Linked DNA regions of Homo sapiens: region 1 is linked to region 2. A link is a contact called in ENCODE Hi-C or POLR2A ChIA-PET data. All regions are on one chromosome and are shown on one strand. The core of a region is the stretch at or near the end of the contact, and the rest is flanking DNA. Distances in the headings are between cores, read along the strand shown.

What was found. Hi-C counts contacts between places; a loop is a spot of excess contacts on that map. ChIA-PET counts read pairs that join two places held with the same protein, here RNA polymerase II (POLR2A). Pooled maps may share reads with other maps.
Region 1: a pooled map shows a loop between it and region 2 (2.8-fold over the local background). The contact joins the enhancer-like site here to the promoter of NEPRO-AS1 in region 2. A Hi-C loop is called at or near these places in 1 of 168 maps with a recorded cell type or tissue (CD4-positive, alpha-beta memory T cell), 2 of 37 single-sample maps with no recorded cell type and 9 of 50 pooled maps. POLR2A ChIA-PET finds 5 or more read pairs at or near these places in 1 of 52 experiments (Caco-2).

What each region holds. Positions count from the first base shown.
Region 1 is chr3:112,112,137-112,119,565 of GRCh38, forward strand. It overlaps C3orf52 (chromosome 3 open reading frame 52), which reads left to right. Exons shown (of 6, transcript NM_024616.3): 5 at 828-1,009; 6 at 4,506-6,074. The coding sequence ends at 4,510. It overlaps MIR567 (microRNA 567), which reads left to right and starts at 665; the gene lies at 665-762. RefSeq lists enhancers at 2,700-2,959, 2,980-3,059, 3,070-3,119, 3,350-3,439, 3,996-4,055. Within about 2 kb of position 6,180, at least 5 of the 41 ENCODE cell types and tissues checked have a DNase peak (open chromatin) inside an H3K27ac peak, as active enhancers do.
Region 2 is chr3:113,018,166-113,025,622 of GRCh38, forward strand. NEPRO-AS1 (NEPRO antisense RNA 1) reads left to right here and starts at 1,353. Exons shown (of 3, transcript NR_186663.1): 1 at 1,353-1,541. It overlaps RMP64 (ribonuclease MRP subunit p64), which reads right to left and starts at 1,506. Exons shown (of 9, transcript NM_015412.4): 1 at 1,377-1,506. The coding sequence starts at 1,482. RefSeq lists an enhancer at 955-1,024 and a silencer at 1,185-1,294.

The DNA of each region.
Region 1 (7,429 bases), core at 4,930-7,429, 900 kb before region 2:
CTTAAACCAAAGTAATAGGATAACTATGAATAAACTAAATGTTGAAGTAGCATTTAAAGAGTAGCATTAGACACTAATTAATGGAGGGTAGCCCTTGATTATTTTTATTTTGGAAATGGGAAAAAATGTTCTAGGAAGATGAAAATTCCCTTTCCTTAGGTCCCATTACTGAGAGTTACAGGGCTTGGTTATCTTGCCCTAGGGGCCTCTGGAAATGGGACAGAAAAGTTTCTCACTTTGGGGACAAACCAGGGAAGCCTGATTTGTTGCTGATACACAGGGTGGTCTCTGTCAACGTTCAGAAGTTCTGGACCCAGCCAATGGTAGGAAACTTTGGCTGTGCCTTAAACATTTTCATAGGTCAAATAAAGAATTGGTTAAACTAAATATCCCTGGCACACCTTTGTGGGGGCAATGCTGAGAACATGAAGAAGGAATGTGTGTGGAGAAAAGGGGAGGCTTCCCTGGCTTGCCTTAAGGGATGAAGGCTGGGGTTGGGACAGATGGTGGGTCAAGCCTGGGATCTTCTCAGCATCTTGACTGGAGATGGGCACCTCTACCTCTACCTCTGATGGCCTCTCCCAGTGGATTCCTAGAGGATAGGTACTAGGTGGAAGGAGGAGGTTAGGATCACCTCAACTTTTTGTGATGAATCTATGGAAGAGGATTCTTATAGGACAGTATGTTCTTCCAGGACAGAACATTCTTTGCTATTTTGTACTGGAAGAACATGCAAAACTAAAAAAAAAAAAAGTTATTGCTTAAATTCATTTCTTGAGTTGCAGTATGATGCTGTTTATGTTTTAATGTCTTCCATTGCCTTTCAGTGGTGAAAATGCCACAGTAACGTATGACCTGCAATTTGGGGTTCCATCAGATGATGAAAATTTTATGAAGTATATGATGAGTGAGGAGTTGGTGCTGGGCATTTTGCTACAGGATTTCCGTGATCAGAATATACCTGGTTGTGAGAGTCTGGGGCTTGATCCAACATCCCTCTTGCTCTATGGTAAGTAGAGCAAGTAAAGAAGTCAGAGTTGTGACAATAAACAGGTGAACCAGATTGGGGTCAAATTGGCTTGGTTCGATTTGGCAACTGTGGTGACTTGGTACTGTGTCAGACTATTCATTTATTCACTCATCCCCTCAGCAGATGGTGTTGCTGTGAGGTGATGTTCCCCTCTCTGTGGAGGCTACACAGTCCGTGCCCTCCATAATTAGACAGTGTAGTTGGGGAGCAATTATGGAAAAGATAATTCAACTATAAAGATGAACATTGCTACATGTTTCCTCATGCAGTTCACCCACATTCTAAGCCCTGTATCCTACTTTACAACATGATTAGCAACCTTTATGGAGATACTGTGGTTTCACAAGAGAAGTAAGAATTGAAGAATTGGAAATAAATGATACAGCTAAATTGCTGAAAGAGTATCTCAATATGGGGAACCTATTTCTTTTTCTGTTGAAGGCCACTGAGACCATTAAGAAATTAATAGAGGGGTATACAAAGACAAGTTTATTCCTTTCCTTAGAAAATTATGACAAATTTACTTGTCAACTTTTAAAATTAAGAACAGAACAAGGAAATAGATATGTTCTTTAATAAATGTAACAAACACCCCATTTATCAGAATCTGAGAACTTTTGACACTCAGAACAAAACCTGACAGAAAGGAAGGTCAGAAGGCCAAATGGCTTCAAGCCCTCAAAATATCCTTCCATTGCTTTGTAGTGAAGCTCTGGCCTTTGCTGCTGATCTCACTTTCTGATACCTCGCTCGGAGGCTTGTTTGCTCTTATTTAGCCCCTAATGCCAACAATCTTGAATATTTTATGTTCTCATCCACAGTCCATCAGAATCACTTTCTCCACATGAGTAGGTTCTCAGTAAATACTAGTTGAATGAATGAAAGGCAAATTAGAAGTAGTTGTGGTTGGCAGCAGGTGCATTAACGGTCTAGAATCAGAAGCATGGAACAGGGGGTTAAAAGCACAAGTGTTAGTGCATAGTACAAGACAAGGTGTTTATTATGATGATGACACTGTTTCTTGAGGATGAGAGGCAAGAGTAATGTTGGCCTAAGAAGGCAGAACGTTATGTAAAACAGTTCTTAAGAATGCCATTCAGAAGGCCAAATTTTAGCTCACTGGAAGTCTCATAAATGGAGATCTTCCTCACAGAGCATCCTGAATAAAGTGTGTCTGTGGGTCAGGCAGACACTATATGTGTGTGGAGTGAAGAGATTGTGCCCCAGTTACAGGAATTAAAAAAAAAAAAAAAAAAGCCAGGCGCGGTGGCTCACGCTTGTAATCCCAGCACTTTGGGAGGCCGAGGCAGTTGGATCACCTGAGGTCAGGAGTTCGAGACAAGCCTGGCCAACATGGTGAAACCCCATCTCTACTAAAAATACAAAAATTAGCCGGGCATGGTGGCAGGTGCTTATAATCCCAGCTACTCGGGAGACTGAGGCAGGAGAATCACTTGAACCTGGGAGGCAGAGGTTGCGGTGAGCCGAGATCGCATCATTGCACTCCAGCCTGGGTGACAAGAGTGAAACTCCATTTCAAAAGAAAAAAAAACCCAGAAACCTTCAGCCTCCTCCCATGTGAAGAGGCCTGCGATGCCTGTGGGGGCTGCTGCTGTGGTGTGGTTGGTCTTGATTTTCTTAGGCCCCTTGCAAAAATTGTTACTGGCTCTTTCCAAATGGAGGCCAGGGAGATGGGCAGAGGTCTGAGGAAAGGTTTAAGAGGCTTCCAAGGCTGAGAGGTTCAAATAGTACAGGATAAAGGGCAGGCTGCTTGTGAGACCTGAGGAGGGCTCCCAGAAGACCCTGAGCTTGGCCAAAGAGACTCAGCTGTTTCCCCAGGGCTTGGTGCTCCAGCAGGTGCTGGGAAGGCAGCTGTGAGTGGAACAAAGTCTCTGCTCTTCTGGAAATTGCATTCTTTCTCTCAGACATTTCTTCTGACGGGACATGCTGAGAAAATGTGGGGTTTTCTGTGACCCCATGTCCCACTTTCCAGAGCATGAATGTGCAATATTTGAGCCATTTTATGTTTTCAGAATGTGAGTGTCACTGCCCTCTCAAAGGGAAGGGTGCACAGAGAAGCAGTTGGGAAGTGAGGAAAGAAGAAGAGGGACTCATCGCAGGCATGCAGGCAGATGGGGGATGAGCTCAGAGGCAAACTCTAGAGAAAGGGAAAATGTGTCAGGGAGAGGCCCAGGGCCCTGGGAGGGACCAAGAGGGATGGAATGAGTTCTTACGCCAGTTTCTACGTGCTCATGAGCTGTGGGCTTGGGGGATTACCATCCCCGCCCTGTGATTACCCAGGCAACTAGTTTCCCACAATGGTAATGTTCTTAGTCTTCAAAGAGCAAAGATTCTTAAAATTGTTTGGTTTGTGTGCTCCTTAGAGAATTTGAAGACAGCTGTGTACCTTCTCCCCAGGAAAAAAAAATGTACCTACTTCTCCCCACAACACAAAATTGTACAGACAATTTCAGGGATTCCGAGTATTTCCCTGAGGCCAGCCTATGGTCCATTTGGGGTTTGTATATGTGCGCTTTAGAAGCAGAATCCAAAATTAGATTGTAATTTAGATTCCTGAGGGGTTTTGTGTGTGTTTGCTTCTCATTCTCTAATTTGGAAATACGGCGATTATTTTGACCTGACTGCATGCATATTTGGATGCCTTATAAAAATAAAAACTTAAAATATAATGATAAAGGAATTTTTTAAGTCCATCATCCCTCACCCTTCCCTATCTTTGGTCTTCTTCACCTCCTAGATGAGTGGGGCCCTGGGCTAGGAGGGGGAAGTCTGTTTTACAAAGGTCGAAGAATAGGTCAGCATCATGAGTTATTTTGGACACAGAGGAGGTACTTGGTACTGTTCTCACATGGGAAGGAGTCAGCTAGTAGACTGAGTAGGGAAAAAGGGCAAAACCAGGATTTTTGTGAGAGAGAAGAGGAAAAAGCCCCAGGTAGGGAGAATAGTGAATCTTGTCAGTCCTGTCAGTGGTGGCGAGGCTGGACTCCTGGTCTGTAGACCCCGGCGGGCTCCCCCTGTGTTGTGTCTGCTTGGGGCTTTGCATCTGCACCTGCTGTGCCCTAGGGTTCACACCATTTCTCTCATCAGAATTTCTCACAGTATATTTTACACGTTTTAAAAACGGAAATTTTAGAGTTTATGGTTAGATTATGAAAAGGGACTGGATGTTAAAATGTCCTTAGCACCCAAAAACCACATCATCAAAATTATTTCTCATGCATCCTACCCAAACAAATAAGCAAGAAACAATAAATGTCATTTGCCTTTTGAAATGTATTCAGAGCGGTGTGTGTGTGTTGGACTGAAGACTAAATTTCCTCTGTTAGGAATGTATAAACCTTGCAATTTTATCTAAGATTTTACACTAAAATTCAATGAAATGAAATGAAAACGTAAGCATTTAATAGTGGTTTTAAAAATCAGTAACTTTTGTTCATCTGTGTTTTCTTTTTAGAATGAAGTGATGGAGGCTGGTCTCTGTCTGAAAGCAGTGCTCTACCAAGTCCTGGAGATGAAGGGAATTCACTCTGTTTTGCAGAAAAGATTCTGTGGATTAATACAGAAGCACCAGCAACACCAGAGGGGTGGAGACTCCTTTCTCTCCCGATTCTACAGTCTGGCTCTAAGCCCAGTAAAACAGCTCCCGAGCACTGCTTCAGCTGGGTCCAGTCTTGACAAAGGCAGGAAGCCAGCTAGGGTGGGGGCGATAGGGTCAGCGGGTATGTCCCACTGTTGGAGGTCACTGGTATTCTGTTTGTTTTTGTTTTGTTTCGTTTTGTTTTTTGAGACAGGGTCTCGTTCTGTCGCTTAGCTGGAGTGCGGTGGCGTGATCATGGCACTGCTATTCTTGAAGCACTCCACCCACCTGGGCTACTTTTTCTTTAGTGCAGAGGTGCACTGTCTTCTTTTAGGTGGGATCGCGTAAGCATGAGCTGGTAGAGCACGGAGAGGCAGGCAGCCAGGTTACGAAGACTAAGCCAATTATTCACTGAAGTCATCCTCCTCCCCCCCACCATTCGATTTGATCTACCTCTAAGCCAGGCTGTGAAGAAAAGGAAGGCACTTTAGAAGACCTCAGCAGTGTGGTTCTGTGTCTACTTCCATGACCTGTACCTGAGTATCTTAGCCAGCCAGCCTTAGGAACACCACCAAGGTTACTTTGAAATCTATGTATATAGCTAGTTACAGACGGGAGCTATGTGTTTCTTCATTATTTTGCAGCTCCTCGTTGTTCCTGTGATTCCTGAACACCTTTTTGGAAATATGGGTCTCTGTGAGTTTTGAGCACACTACTATCACTTTGGATAGTCACTCCATTTATATTTTTATAAACTTCCATTAGAGAATCATTAAGGCTGTTTAATATCTGCTCTGGATATTACGCATTGGCTTTTTGTTGCCTAGTGCTACAAACCTTCCTGTGGGACTCAGTGTCTTCAGGCAATGATTGTGTATCCTGTTACAGATGGTTGTGATACAAGAAGAACCACTCTTCTTTGAAAATAAACTCTTGGAAGCTTTTGCCAGCTATTTGGGGGGTAGGAGGAATATTAGCAACTGTATTGGTTGTCTACAGATACAGAATTGCCTGTTGTGAGGGAACTGATTGTTTTGTTGGGAAAAGAAATTTACCAGGAGAAAGAGTTTTGTGCTGTATTGTGAGAGATCTCGCCTCTCAGTTAAATGAGCCCTGGGTTAAAGTCAGTGTGAAGGGCAGCTGTGTGCGGGCACGAGCCAGAGTGTCTGCCTCAGACTAGATTTGACTTGAGTTCTTTATGACCCAGGACTCTGGATAATGTGAATTTGCTTTCCTATTTAACTAGAAGATACATGTACTATAGATCATTGTCTCATTTTAGTGATTGTTCCTTAAACTAGTGAAACTAGTGGATTTCTCTTCTTCCTCTTTATTTTCTGCATGTTAAATGTGAACCTTAGTGTATTTGTATTTTGTAGAAAATAATGAAAAATTTTAATGGAGAATGATTTAAAAACATTTACAATACATTATTTTTGCATCTGTGTTGTTGCATTCCCATTGGCTGAGCTTTGGGCTGGGTTTTTGTTTGTTTGTTTTTTGCAGTAAATGGTGTTGAGCATAATTTTTTTCATTTCCCTTAGGGCAGCTTCCTCTTCTGGGTGAATAAGATCAAGCCAAGTTTGGCTGGGGCGGCCTGGGTTCTCCCCTCTGTTCCAGCAAGAGCAGGCAGAGGCCATCCCCTCCTCTTTCTCTGAGGCCCTCTCTGGCAGGACTTGGTATCTGAAAGGGCTTGGACTTGAAGGAACAGCCTGTTCATGTCTGGAGGCAGGATTTGGTTTTGTTCTTCCCTTCTTGTTCAGAAAGCACCAAGATGCAAGTACCTTGTCTTGGGTTTTGACCATTTGCAAGTCATAGAGAGGACTTTCCATAGATTTGACTTTTCTGCCCAAATGGTATGGGAAAAAACTAACCTTTGTGACTAACATATTTGGTGGTGTTTGAAAAAAAACGGCCCTTACAAATGCACTGTTCTGCTATAGGAGATAAATCTACTGGTCATCACACAACATCATGATGAGCATAATGCCTGGTACATAGTGAGGTTTTAATAATTGAAGGATTTGAGAAGAAAACTGCTCTTCTCTGGATGTCACTTAGATATGGATAGAATGGCAACAGCCATATCAGCAGAACCTGCTCCTGTTCCTCTGCCAACAAAAATTCCAGCCATGTGTCTGATTCTTTTTTGCCTTTCAATTTAATTTAGTTCTACAGATTTGAAAAAATGATGTGTTTTATGGAAGGCTATGGGGATACTAGTGGAGAAGACAACAATAAGAAAAGAAGCTGTTAGTCTTATTAAGGAGTCAGGATCAGTACAGATGAAACAGGAAACAGCAGAAAAAAATACCCAGGGGTCAAAAACAAAGGCAGTCTGGGCGCGGTGGCTCAAGCCTGTAATCCCAGCACTTTGGGAGGCCGAGGCAGGCAGATCACCTGAGGTTAGGAGCTCGAGACCAGCCTGACAAACATGGTGAAACCCCATCTCTACTAAAAATTAGCCAGGCGTGGTGGCAGGCGCCTGTAATCCCAGCTACTCAGGAGGCTGAGGCAAGAGAATCGCTTGAACCTAGGAGGCAGAGGTTGCAGTGAGCTGAGATCACGCCATTGCACTCCAGCCTGGGTGACAAGAGTGAAACTCCATAACAAACAAACAAACAAACAAACAAACAGAAACAGTAGGGTTGCGGGTGGTCAGAGAAAAGAGTGGTCAGTATAATCAGAGGACGTTTTTTTGTAGGAAGTAGGACTGAAGCCGAATCCTGAAGCACTGGTGGGATTTGAATAAGAAGATTTGCCTTCCTTTACACATGTTCGTGTCTTCTTAGGATGAGGTA
Region 2 (7,457 bases), core at 103-2,602:
GATGCTTCCTAGTCTGAAAATCTGTAGAAGTCCCTAAGATGTAGTTCATGTGTTATTTATGGCTCTAAAGGCAGCACTAGCATTCTAAATGGAAGTAAAGGCTGGTTGCTACCTAACAAGAATTTTCTTACTGTCCCAACAACTACCTGAAGACAGAATGGGCTGCCTCGGGGATGGGTAGTGAGTTGGTGAATTTCCCAGGCCTAATAGGAGTTGTTAAAGAATTTTTGAATAGAGAAAGAGGGAAGATTAATCTGTAAAGTGTGTAGGAAGGATAGATGGGATAATCTGTAAAGTGTGTAGGATGGATATATGGGAAAGGGGATGTGATGATCTAAGTCAAGCTTGTCCAACCCGCCTTATTTTGTTGTTCTGTTCTGTTTTGTTTTAGGCTTTTTGCAGCTTAAAGCCATGGTTTTTAGTTTGTCTCTAGTGAAAAGAGGGATGAGGAAAGGGCTTTACCAGCCCAACCGGAAACAAAGAACCCATGACTGTATTCTCTCCCTTGGGCCCCGGAGCTACGTATTTAATATTCATAACAGCTTCCATTTGAGTGTTCATTTACCATGCCAGGCAGTGTTCCAAATGCTTTCTCTACATTATCAACTCTTTCATCCCCCCAAACAGCCCTATGAGGAAGGTGCTTTTATCTCCATTTGAAAGTGAGATCAGTGAGGCACAGAAAGGTTCAATGACTCCTTCAAGCTCCAGCAAAGGGTAGAGCTAGTATTCAAACCCAAACAACCTGGCTCCTGCGCCAGGCTCCTACCTACTATATGCCCTTCACCCTAACAAATACCACCCATTTAGGTGGCAAAACACCGTCGTTTACAGCGCACTGTCTCCTAAATTACATCATTAGATATTCCCAACGCCCCTGTGAGGAGTAGGAGGACTAACTCCATTTCACAGATAAGCAGATAGAGGTCCGAAAAGATTGCAGTTTGAGTCCCAGTGCTTAGGTGACGTCCACCGCTCCTCGGGTACAGGAAAAAGAAGGAAAGGGGAAATGGACGGAAGGGTAAACAAGACTCCGAAGACCCGGGTGAGCAAGGGTTCCCAGGCAGCACTGTTCCCCGGCACCAGCTGAGTCCACCTCTCTCCGCCCCCTCAGCGCACGGCTGAGCCTTGGTCTTTCATCTCTCCAGCCAAGCCCTGGGTTAGCACAGCTGGTTCAATGAAGGAATGCGAAGCCAGAGGCCCTACAAGCTACACCAGCAAAGTGCTGGGACCGCTCGACCCCTACGTGCCCCGCGCCCCTTCCCAGCGTCCCCCGGGCCGGGAAGTCCCGGTACCACCCCCGCCCACATGCGCCGGCTGGGCCTGGCGGCCTCCCCCGGAAACGTTCCCCCATCCTCGCCCGGCGCCTCACTCACCAAGGGCCGCGCCGGGGTTCTGCACTGTCACTGCGCTGCGGTTCCCCGCCTTAGGGATTCTCACACGGTTCCACGGCTCCAGGCCCGGCGGCACCGCAGCCATCATGCGAGGCGGGGGGACTTACGAAAGGCGGAGCTACGCGAGAGCACGTCCAGCGACCGGAGGTGGGGCGATGGGACCCAGTCCGGGCCGGAAGGGAGCAGGGGGTGGGGCTCGGGCGGGGCCAGGAGCCCGGCGGGAGGCTGCCTTCATCGAGTAAACGCGTGGGACTGGGAAGGACCCAGTCATCTGTATATTGGTTACCAACACGTGGCCGCGTAGAATCATGGGGGAAAAAAGGCCCCATCCCAATACTAACCAACAGAATCTCTGAGAATGCGATGAGGAATCTGCGTTTTGTTTAAACTTAGCGCAGGGGATTCGGAAGCACAACCAAGTTTGGAACTGTTAAATACTTCTAGGCATTTTACAAATATGGAAAATGAGGCCCAGAATTGAGTTGGTGCTTTTACCCCCAACTCTGCCTCAGACATTAGGGGAAAAAGGAAGAAATGAAATGAAGAGGTTTGTGCAAGGTGTGGAATTTGTAGCGAAGAAGCAGTGATTTGCTTTGAGTGGTAAAGGAAGGCTCCTTTATGTCTTGAACCACAGCAAAACCGAGATCACATCAAAGAAACTTGGAAGACACCTGTCAGTCATTCCCACTTTTGTCAGTCTCCAAGACAAGATCATATTCCAAGCTCTAGTGATCCTTACCTCATTAATATCTTTCTAATAATTCATTTATCCTCAGCCATGCTAATGCCCCCTTAAGTTCTTAACACTCCCACAGTAACGTATTAGAAAAACAGTGAGTTTTGGAAACAGACTGCCAAGGTTCTAGTTCTAGCTTTGCTGTTTACTAGCTCGGTGATCTCAGGAAATTTACTTACCTCCTCCTCCAGACCTTAGTATCCCTGTGGGTAAAATGAAGATGATAATAATAGTATCAATCTCACAGACTTGTAAAATGCCAAGGCACTCCTGGCATACAAACAATGAACATTTACCATAGTTAATATTGTTGATGTTATTACTACTATTTCATGCAAGCAGTCTTACTTTATTGAAACACTTTCCATGCTCTTTCTGTGCGCCTTTACACATCTACCTACTCTACCTGGGTCATCCTCGGAAACACAATCTCCTTTCCTCAGCTCTGGGGTCGTCACTTGGGGTAATTCTTCCTAAACACCCCGTCCTCACTCCATAACTTGATACAGAGGCCCCTTTAATGTGTTACCACAGTGCCCTATGTTGGCCTATGTATTAGTTTTCTATTGCTGCTGTAACCAATTACGACAAACCTAATGGCTTGAAATAAGTAGAAGTTATTTTACATTTCTGGAGGTCAGAAGTCCAAAATTAATTTCAATGGACTGAAGTTGGCAGGGCTGGTTCCTTCCGGAATCTCTAGGGAAGAATTCATTTCCTTTCCTTTTCCAGCTTCTAGAGGCTGCCTTCATTCCTTGGCTCATTTCACTATCCTCCACCTTCATTGTCAGCATGACATTTTTCAGTCTCCTCCTCTTCCTCTGTCTCTCTCACCCTCCTGCCTGCCTCCCTCTTAAAAACACCCTTGTGATTACATTGAGCCCATCAAGATAATCAGGATAGTCACTCCATCTCAGAATCTTTAACTTAATCACATCTGTTTTAGAACTCCAAATTCAGGCTCATGTACCCGATGGGCAGCTGATGCCAAATATTGAGATACTGGTGCTTGGAGACAGAGAAATATTTATTCGATTTGACCAAAGTTAGAGGGCAAGAGAGCAAGATCTCTCAGATCCACAGTAACAAAAAAGAAGCAGGGAGTTTTTATGGAGCTAGAGAGTAATGGAGAGGGAGTTTCAAGGAATCCAAGGGAAAAGTCTGTGTTTCTTCCATTTCAGGTAACACCTTGTGCAGCCGTATGTACATGGCAGCTGGTTGCAATGTCCTTCCAGGAATTCATTCCTTCTGCAAACTATTCTTATGACCCTGAAGTTATCTCCTTCTGCTTGACAAAGAAACAGTACATCAGCAGTTTATAATTACATTGTGGGAACAAGGAATACTGGGCAAAAAGCGAGTGGTTAACATGTACAAGCAAGCAAGGGCCTGTTCAAAATTTTCATTATTTCATGCACACACACACACACACACACACACAAAAATGCTGGGGTGCTGAAATCTCAAGCAGCTGAAATCTCAAGGTTATATAGCTACAAAATCCCTTCTCAGTGCAAGGTAACATATTTACAGATTATGGAAATTAGCATGTGAACATCTTTGGGTGGGAGGTGGAGGGATCTTTATTCAGCCTACCACAGCCTCTCTCACAGAATTTACCTCGCTTTATTGTATTTCTTTGTTTACTTTCATGTCTATTTCTCCAATGGCATATGAACCTACTGAAAGCGAGAACTACCATTGACATAGCTAACTGGTCTTTCTATCTCAATGCTTAGTTCAGAGCCTGGCATATAGTAGGGCCTCAGTAGATATTTACTGGCTGTATATGAGGTTGGATGATGCTTGAATAGAGTCTTTTGAAGGATGAATAGGAACTCCCCAGGCAGTTAAAGGAAAAAGGATATTCCTACAGAGAGGTTTTAAGCAGCATGGGTTTGAAGAATCACTAGTCCTGAGTTGGTACTGCTGGGACGTGATTTGTGCTGAGGGGTGGAGCTGGGAATAGTGGTGTCAGTCAGATCATGGGAAGAATTTGGCTTTTTACCTGAAGACCAGTAGTTCAGAAACCTGGCTGATTATCAAAATTGCCTGGATAACTTAAAAATAGAGATTTTCAGGTCCCACTTGAAAATTCTTACTCATTAGTTCTGAGTAGGTCTGTTTTGAAAAGGTCTTTGTGATGGTACTCTAGGTTGACGTGTCCTTGCTATAGGTGATAAAGGAGTCACTCACTGAGTCTTAGGCAGAGCAATTTTTGTCAGCTTGCCTCAGAAGAAGAGCACCCTGGAGAACAGATTTGGGAGAGAAGAGGTTGGAAGTAAGGAGACCAGGCCCATCTGTTCTATTACAAAAGCTAAGGCCAGAAATGATGCAGACCCAAACCTTCAAGCATTTCTACTGGATATAGACAGTATGACTTATTTAGATGTCTAGCATGGGTGGAGAGTGTCCCTTATCTGAAATGCTTGGGACCAAAATTGTTTCAGATTTCCGGTTTTTTTTAGATTTTGGAATACTTGCAAATATACATGAGATATCTTGGGTATGGGACCCAAGTATAAACATGAAATGTATGTATGTTTCATATCTACCTTAAACACATGGCCTGAAGAAACTTTTATGTAATATTTTTAATAATTTTGTGCATGAAACAAAGTTTGTGTACATCTCAATCACCCATGTGGACAGTCTGTGGTTGTTTGGTGTCAACATCATTCCTGACTCTGAATTTATATGCTACTGTTTTTTTGTTTGTTTGTTTGTTTGTTTGTTTGTTTTTTGAGATAGAGTCTCACTCTGTTGCCCAGGCTGGAGTGCAGTGGCACGATCCCGGCTCACTGCAAGCTCCACCTCACAAGATCACACTATTCTCCTGTCTCAGCCTCCCGAGTAGCTGGGACTACAGGTGCCCACCACCATGTCTGGCTAATGTTTTTTTGTATTTTTAGTAGAGACGGGGTTTCACTGTGTTAGCCAGGATAGTCTCGATCTGCTGACCTTGTGATCTGCCCGCCTTGGCCTCCCAAAGTGCTGGGATTACAGGTGTGAGCCACCGCACCCAGCCTATATGCTGCTGTTAAGCAACCATTTTTTTCTCTTATTCACACATATGTGCTTAATAGTAAAAAAAATGATATACCATTAATACAGTGAAAATTAATGTGTTCAGGGTAACTTGTATCATCATGTCAGTACTCAAAAAGTTTGGCATTTTGGAGCACTTCAGATTTTGGATTTTCAGTTTAAAGATGCTCAACCTATTTACATATTTACATGTCTAGAATGATGATATGGTTTGGGTCTGTGTCCCTACCCAAATCTCATGTTGAATTATAACCCCCAATGTTGGAGGAGGGGCCTTGTGGGATGCAATTGGATAGTAGGGGCAGAAATCTCCCTTGCTGTTCTCATGATAGTGAGTTCTCAGGACATCTGGTTGTTTAAAAGTGTGTAGCACCTCCCTCTTTGCTCGCTTGCTCTCCTTCTCTGGCCATGTAAGATGTGCCTGCTTCCCCTTCACCTTCCTCCATGATTGTAAGTTTCCTGAGGCTTCCCCAGTTGTGCTTCCTGTACAGCCTGCAGAATTGTGAGTCAATTAAACTTCTTTTATTTATAAATTACCCAATCTCAGGTAGTTCTTTATAATAATGTGAGAATGGACTAATACAAATGACTTCCAGATTTTCACCTTAAGTTCGAAATATGACATTCAGAAGAAAAATAGATTTAGGGAGGTGGCAAGGGTGATAAGATAACTTTCGATATACTGAGTTTGAGATTGTCCATGGCTATCCACGAGAAAATGTGCAGTTCACCAGTTGAATAAATGGGACTATAGCTCAAAAGTGATTGCAAAGGGTTGAAGTAGAGACAATGAATATAAAACAATATTTTTAGTAGCTTAGATAGGAGGGAAAATGGAGTTTATTGGTGACAGAGAGATGCAGGATCAAGAAGAGTATTGTTTTGTTTTGTTCTGATTTTAAGGATAGTTTACTAGTCAGGATTCCACCAGCCTGTAGGGGTGGGTTGCCCCTACACACCTGTGGGTGTTTCTCGTAAGGTGGGACGAGAGATTTGGAAAAGAAAAAGACACAGAGACAAAGTATAGAGAAAGAAATAAGGGGACCCGGGGAACCAGCGTTCAGCATATGGAGGATCCCGCCAGCCTCTGAGTTCCCTTAGTATTTATTGATCATCTGTGGGTGTTTCTCGAAGAGGGGGATGTGTCAGGGTCACAAGACAATTGTGGGGAGAGGGTCAGCAGACAAACACGTGAACAAAGGTCTTTGCATCATAGACAATGTAAAGGATTAAGTGCTGTGCTTTTAGATATGCATACACATAAACATCTCAATGCTTTACAAAGCAGTATTGCTGCCCGCAGGTCCCACCTCCAGCCGTAAGGCGGTTTTTCCCTATCTCAGTAGATGGAGCATACAATCGGGTTTTATACCGAGACATTCCATTGCCCAGGGACAGGCAGGAGACAGATGCCTTCCTCTTGTCTCAACTGCAAGAGGCATTCCTTCCTCTTTTACTAATCCTCCTCAGCACAGACCCTTTACGGGTGTCGGGCTGGGGGACGGTCAGGTCTTTCCCTTCCCACGAGGCCATATTTCAGACTATCACATGGGGAGAAACCTTGGACAATACCTGGCTTTCCTAGGCAGAGGTCCCTGCGGCCTTCCGCAGTTTTTGTGTCCCTGGGTACTTGAGATTAGGGAGTGGTGATGACTCTTAAGGAGCATGCTGCCTTCAAGCATCTGTTTAACAAAGCACATCTTGCACCGCCCTTAATCCATTTAACTCTGAGTTGACACAGCACATGTTTCAGAGAGCACGGGGTTGGGGGTAAGGTCACAGAATCTCAAGGCAGAAGAATTTTTCTTAGTACATAACAAAATGGAGTCTCCTATGTCTACTTCTTTCTACACAGACACAGTAACAATCTGATCTCTCTTGCTTTTCCCCACATTTCCCCCTTTTCTTTTCGACAAAACCACCGTCGTCATCATGGCCCGTTCTCGATGGTCGCTGCCTCTTCGGAGCTGTTGGGTACACCTGCAGACTAACAACTGACAAAACAGGCACACAAGGATTAATATGAAATTTATAATCGTAGTACTTCCAATGGTCTTAACCCAAGTGACAGGGTTAAGATTTGCGAGGCCAACAGCAACTCCTGCAATTGCCTCAGTTCCTGGCACCAAATTTAAATGGGCTTTAGATGCTTCGAAAATTTGTTCTTTTAATTTGGAAATGTCTAAAGTGAGATTATCTTCTCTTCCCTGTAGATGGCGTCTAACCATGTCCCAGTGATGCTCAGACTCATTATAAATTTGGGGTGTAATACAAAAATC